Regions from separate parts of the Homo sapiens genome. Here region 2 is linked to region 1. Evidence: chromatin contacts called from ENCODE Hi-C or POLR2A ChIA-PET data. All regions are on one chromosome and are shown on one strand. The core of a region is the stretch at or near the end of the contact, and the rest is flanking DNA. Distances in the headings are between cores, read along the strand shown. Region 1 overlaps ARID1B (AT-rich interaction domain 1B). Region 2 overlaps ARID1B (AT-rich interaction domain 1B).

Evidence for each region. A loop is a pair of places that touch in the nucleus more often than their neighbours do. ChIA-PET counts read pairs that join two places held with the same protein, here RNA polymerase II (POLR2A). Pooled maps may share reads with other maps.
Region 2: a loop to region 1 is called in a pooled map, with 2.2 times the contacts of the local background. The contact joins two enhancer-like sites. A Hi-C loop is called at or near these places in 1 of 168 maps with a recorded cell type or tissue (endothelial cell of umbilical vein) and 11 of 50 pooled maps. POLR2A ChIA-PET finds 5 or more read pairs at or near these places in 1 of 52 experiments (PC-9).

The regions. Positions count from the first base shown.
Region 1 is chr6:156,789,954-156,792,889 of GRCh38, forward strand. The region is part of intron 1 of ARID1B (AT-rich interaction domain 1B); the gene reads left to right. Among named protein-coding and RNA genes, the nearest start is that of MIR4466, 12 kb to the left of the region's middle. Within about 2 kb of position 1,443, at least 3 of the 41 ENCODE cell types and tissues checked have a DNase peak (open chromatin) inside an H3K27ac peak, as active enhancers do.
Region 2 is chr6:157,098,905-157,101,840 of GRCh38, forward strand. The region is part of intron 5 of ARID1B (AT-rich interaction domain 1B); the gene reads left to right. Among named protein-coding and RNA genes, the nearest start is that of TMEM242, 220 kb to the right of the region's middle. Within about 2 kb of position 1,432, at least 5 of the 41 ENCODE cell types and tissues checked have a DNase peak (open chromatin) inside an H3K27ac peak, as active enhancers do.

The DNA of each region.
Region 1 (2,936 bases), core at 193-2,692:
AAATGAGTTAGAGGCAATTCTCTATTAGTTAATTTAACAAGTTACTTAGCAGCCTATCGGTCTTTCAGAGCAAATAGGTTTATATTTGAAGCTTAGTTCTAATCCATACCATGGCAGTTTTCAAATTTCCTGATATGTTTTTACCTTGTCCAGTGTTAGGAAAAGTAAGTTATTGAGCAATTCTAAAATGTTTACTGTAGTTTGCCTGTTTTTTAAGCAGTCATATTTTTAACTGGTGAGGAAATAAATTCAGAAGATTTATAATTGAAGAATTTAATTTTCCTACCATCAGTAAACATTTAGTGACGTTGGTGTAGGGGCACTGTACCACAGAAGTAGATATCCAGAAAATATTTGTAAATTGTTAAACATTGTATTAATTGTTGAGCATAGAGTGATGTCCTTAGATTACTGAGTAAACAGTGGTGATTAAATTAATTAAGATAGTTTGTGGGGTGTTTAAATTTTACTTAGTATTCCATTTAATTAGAAATACAGACAATAACTCTGGCCTCATAAGCAATCTGAATTTTGAGTTGAAGGAAATGGGTGTCTGGCAGACAATTTCCAAATTGGTAAAATGGATCTTTTGCTTCTACTTTATTTTCTTCATGTATTAAACAAGTATTTATTATTGTTGACTGTTGGAAAATTTTAAAAATTACAGTCATACTTTTTATGACTTTGCTGGGTGTGGAAATCATCCCTTTCCCCCCATCTTAGTGCCAACTGCCTTTAACCTGAATTGGCTGATGCAGAACGCATTTCAGGAAGGCGCCATGCATACAGGAGGCAGAGACATGCCCTCTGCAATCCTGACTTTTCCTCTTTCACCCATGTCTATTGTATATGGCAAGACTCTGTCCTTCCTCCTCCACTCTGATATTGGTCGGAGACACAAGCACTTAGAAGCACCAGTGTTTTATTCTACAATTAATTACTGAAGAGGGAAATTGAAAGGTAAGCAGTTTTGTGTTTTATCTTTTATTATGCATTAAGTTTCTGTAATTTTCCATATTGCTATATTATTAGTGAGAAAGAGAAGAATAGAGAAAGATGGAGAAGATGAATTTTATTTAAGACAGTTATATTTGGATAACTTAAAAGAATATGCTTTTTTAGTCTAAATACCCTTTCCCAGTCTAAGTAGTTTCATGCTTCATGGAAAAACTAATGCAAAGAAGTTGTAATCAGCTGTTAAGATATTTGAGCCAGCTGGCTGTCAATATGTTGAAGTTTTATTCTTGGTGCATCCACAAATTCCATATAAATGTATTTTATGAAGAGGAAGGTGTACTAGCATGGCTAAACTGGTAAAGCTGAAATCTGGATTTGATTTGCATATGTGGTATTTTTCAGGGACTCTCAAACTTTCACACATGAAATAAACGAGGTAATGTGTATGGCATCACATGATCAAAATATTTTTCCCCTTGCTGCTGCCAGAGCTATCTATTGCTTTTCAACAGTCTCACTTGTTGGGCATCATGCCAAGATGTTTAAGACAACCCCTTACGTGAGCTGTTCCATTCTTAACCTCTTTGACTGAAGTGCCGTGACCTTCACATATGTAGATTAGCCATGTGCTCTGTGAATTGAAACTTGCTGCCTCAGGAAGAAAAGGGTTTTTCTTTTTATTCCACTGGGAATTTGACGGCCATTCATCCCTGACCTGGGCAGAGGTAATGCAAGGAAATTGGATTCAAACGGAACACGGACAGATAACACAGGGAGGCAGTCAGCGTGTACAGGCAGGCAAGCTTTCTACCTGGTCCAGGGTGAAAATACCCACCGTCTGTTCACAATGTGCTGATGTGCAGGATCCGAAGAGCAACTGACAGATGGAGATAGAGAGATAAATGTAGGAATTCTGGAACCGTGTCCTTTTAAAAAAGGACATTGTTATTATGGGCATTGCTAATTCGTTTTGACTCTCCTCTTTCTCTTCCTTTCCAAACTATATTTTTGAAATCTTTGAATTTTTGTTTATTTCCTAATGCTAGGAATTAAATACTTTTGACATAGTGGACAATTTAGATGAGTCTTTCAAAAGCAGAAATCTTTAAAAAAAAGGAGAGATGAATGTATGACCTGTATCTGGAATTTTGAAATGAATTGATACTTAGAACTTTACTCATATGAGAGTTATTAGCTTTGTAATAGCTGAGTATTTTTATTATAGCACTGTTATTTATGGCTCTTCTAAGTCTTTCTCTAAACCTACATTTCTTTATTTGAGAGGCAAGAATGAGAAGCAGCATATCCATAAGAGTTTTGCCAATCACTCCTGACTAGAATGACAAGCTGATTTCATGTTTCCCCAAGTATCAGTCCTATGCAGCCCCCCCTTTTTAAAAAACCATGCAAGGCCGGACCCAGTGGTTCAACACCTGTAATCCTAGCTCTTTGGGAAGCTGAGGTAGGAGAAGTGCTTGAGGCCAGGAGTCCAAGACCAGCCTGGGCAACATAGTGAGACTCATCATAGTGTAATGATGAATAAAAGTAATTAATAGCACATTTTTGGATTTTTATTAGACAAAGCTAGTTTTAAAGAACATTTATCTTTGCCTTGTTAATAAACATACTTGCAGTTAGTGTAAAATTCAGTATAAATAATAGTCATGGTGCTTGAGTAGGCTGATAGGACGAGATGCATAAGGAAGGTTGTCGTTATAAGAATAATGGGTCTGAAGTGGTACTCCAGCTAGTGTCTTAGCAAAAGGAGGGGTGCTTAGGGCAGTCTGAAATTTATGAGTGCTTTTGTATAGCTTTCAAAGCTGAGCTTTTCCTGTGTACATTAGGGTTTATGAAATATCGTGGGTCAGAGCATCCGTTACAGGCGCTGTGGGAGCTGTCATAGATACCTGGCTCTTTCCGTGGGTGTAAAATAGGTTTAGTCCTTAGGATGTCTGTGTAGGGAATGTGCTTAATGGATA
Region 2 (2,936 bases), core at 182-2,681, 310 kb after region 1:
AAATGTCTCATTTTAATGCGGAGAATCCTCTGTATGTAAATGTTTTATGACTCCAGTTTATTTTTTTTATTTTTTTTGAGACGGAGTCTCGCTCTGTCACCCAGGCTGGGGCGCAGTGGCATGATCTCAGATCGCTGCAGCTTCCGCCTCTCAGGTTTAAGCAATTCTCCTGACTCAGCCTCCCAAGTAGCAGGGATTACAGGTGCCCACCACCACGCATTTTTGTAGAGACAGGGTTTTATCATGTTGGCCAGGCTAGTCTCGAACTCCTGACCTCAAGCAATCTGCCTGCCTTGGCTTCCTGAAGTGCTGGGATTACAAGCGTGAGCCATTGCGCTGGGCCAACTCCAGTTTATCTTTAATCAAAGCTGTGCTGACTTAAATAGTTAAGTCTAGAAGTCCGTGCATCACCATGTATCCTCTGACTTAACTTGTCCTTTGCCTTGCCAGAGACTTTTCAGTTTCTTTGCCCCAAGTTCTCTGTGGGAAGGTATCTCCCCAAAAGGGATCTCATGGGTATTAGTGATCAGACTATTAAACCAACTTGCAAGGGTCTGTCTTACCCTCGCACCTGTCACAGAGTTATGAGGAGGACCCATGCGAAAAACATTGTGTAGTTTTAGTATGTTTAATTAATAAAAGAAAAGTTCTGGTTTGAATCTATGATAGCAGGCTGGGTGAGTAACGTTTTATAAGTTGGTCTTTAAGGGCTTTTATGAGGACATAATTCACATAGACCACATCATACTCACTTCTGTTTTCTACCTGTTGGCTGATCGTCCTTTATAGCTAATCTATCTTCAAGCCTAGGAGTGAGGTTTAGAAAAAGACTTGGAACACTCAGACCACAGTAGGGAGGAGAGTTGAAAAGCTTAATCCGGCAGGTTTTTGACAGTGTATTAGTTTGTTTAGAATAAAGGTATATGGCCCTGTGAACGGTGCGTGGGAGCTGTCTTGTTCTCTCAAGTTCGGGAATTGGAAGTATCCTTATTCCCTTCATGGCTCGGGAGTATCCAAGTCAGATAGCCTCTGAAGTGCCCATTTATCTGTATTTTTAGGACCTAATGACACATGAATAGTCTGTAATATTTTGGATAAGGATTTAGGAAAGTCTAGCCCCGTTTTGAATGAACTTTCGAGCTGTATGACATGAAAAGGTTTATCTCTCAAAGCAGGGGCTTAACTCCTTCAAGGTGAGGACACCAAATTGCTGTGGTTCTGTGTTCTCAGTTGAAAGGTAGGGAAGAACATTACTTTCTGGTTTATACTGCTCTAATCTGAGATAGGATTTATTCACAATAAAGAATTGTGTTGACAGCCTGTTCACCAACATCTTCCCCACCCCTCTGCCCTGATACAGGACCTTTTGGTAAAGGGTGAGGTGATCTTATTAGAGACAGAGGCACACACACCCCATGCTGAACAATAGGAAGTGTTATAAGTTCACACCCACGCACTTCAGATAAACTGTTAACCGGAACCACTAAGCGGAAGCCTGAGCAGATTCTGTATTTCAGTAGTTTGCTTGGAGCATATCGAAGTTGGTGTCAGCCAGCCTGCTTCTTCATTCTGAGAATAAGTGGGATTTTTTTCCGTTCTTGAAGCAAGTGAAATAGAAAACACTGAACAGAAGGATGCTATGTCTAAATAACTTGTGGGTTTTCTAACTCATCTAAATAAATGCCTGAGACTAGGACATTTGTTGAATGTATGGATTATCAAAAATGTATTTTTCATTTACACCATTAGGTATTATGCAGGTTTTTAAAGAAATGACCCATGAAATCCTTGTGCTGTGTTGCAGAGCTGTACCATCTTACCATACTCTAGCTTCTTACTAACTGAGATAAGATGTACAGTGATTTCCACAGATGCGGAGTCTACCATGCAACCAACCAATGCTGTCTCTTAACAAAATTATATTGTCATTTATCATGGTGGAAGGAAAGATCCTGACCAGTTCTTCATGTTGCAGAAATTAAAGGAGCAACTAAATACAACCCATAGTAAGAAGTTATAGTGTAATTACTAGTGGGTTTGGCAGAATATAAGAAATGCATCCTCCAGAAGATCGGTAAAGTCAGATGGTGGCAGGTGAGACCCGTATTCTACTTTAAAGATTTGAAAGAGAGCCGATTTCCATGAGGCTGTACTAGAATAAAGCAACCCAGTGTTTTAATTTTGGATGCAGCAGCAGAATTGCACAGTCAGTGGGAAGCACAAGATGAACACGATCATAGTAGTAATGTATCAGTATTTGGTTGCTACAATGTGTTCTTTTAATTTCTCACTAAAGTTAATGACACCACCAAGAATTCTTGATGAGTAGAAGAATTAATTCAATTGCTAATTGCTGAAAACCATGAACTATGTATTGATTTTGTAGCACCATCCCATGGGAGTAACTTGATCATGATAGAGTTATTTGCAAAGTGACTGGAAGCATTCCTCATTTCTTCTCAGAATTCAACAAGAACCACAACCAGTTTAATTCACACGGACCTAAGAATAGGTCTGTCTTACCCTTGCCACTGTCACAGAGTTTATGAAGAGGGCCCAAGTACTTGCCACTAAACACCTCATGATCTCCATGTATTGAGGATGATTGGCCAAGAAAATTATCCAAATTTCCATGGTTTCACATGTCTTTTCACATTAATTATAAAAAGCCAATCTTCTTGAATTACTAATCGAAGAATATAATTTAGGACATTGCCCTCTATATAGTGAGTACTCTTTTTTTTTTTTAACCTCATTTGGTACATTCAAGCTATCTCTAATTTACCTGCGAACTTGTAAGACAAATAAATGTATATTCTAGACAGTGCTCTCTCTTTAGCTCCTTCTTTCTTCACTTTTGCCCAGAGTCAGCTAACGTAGGAAAATTGGAAGGATAGAATGGATCTGAGGCATTAAAACCGAAATCAAGTAGTGTC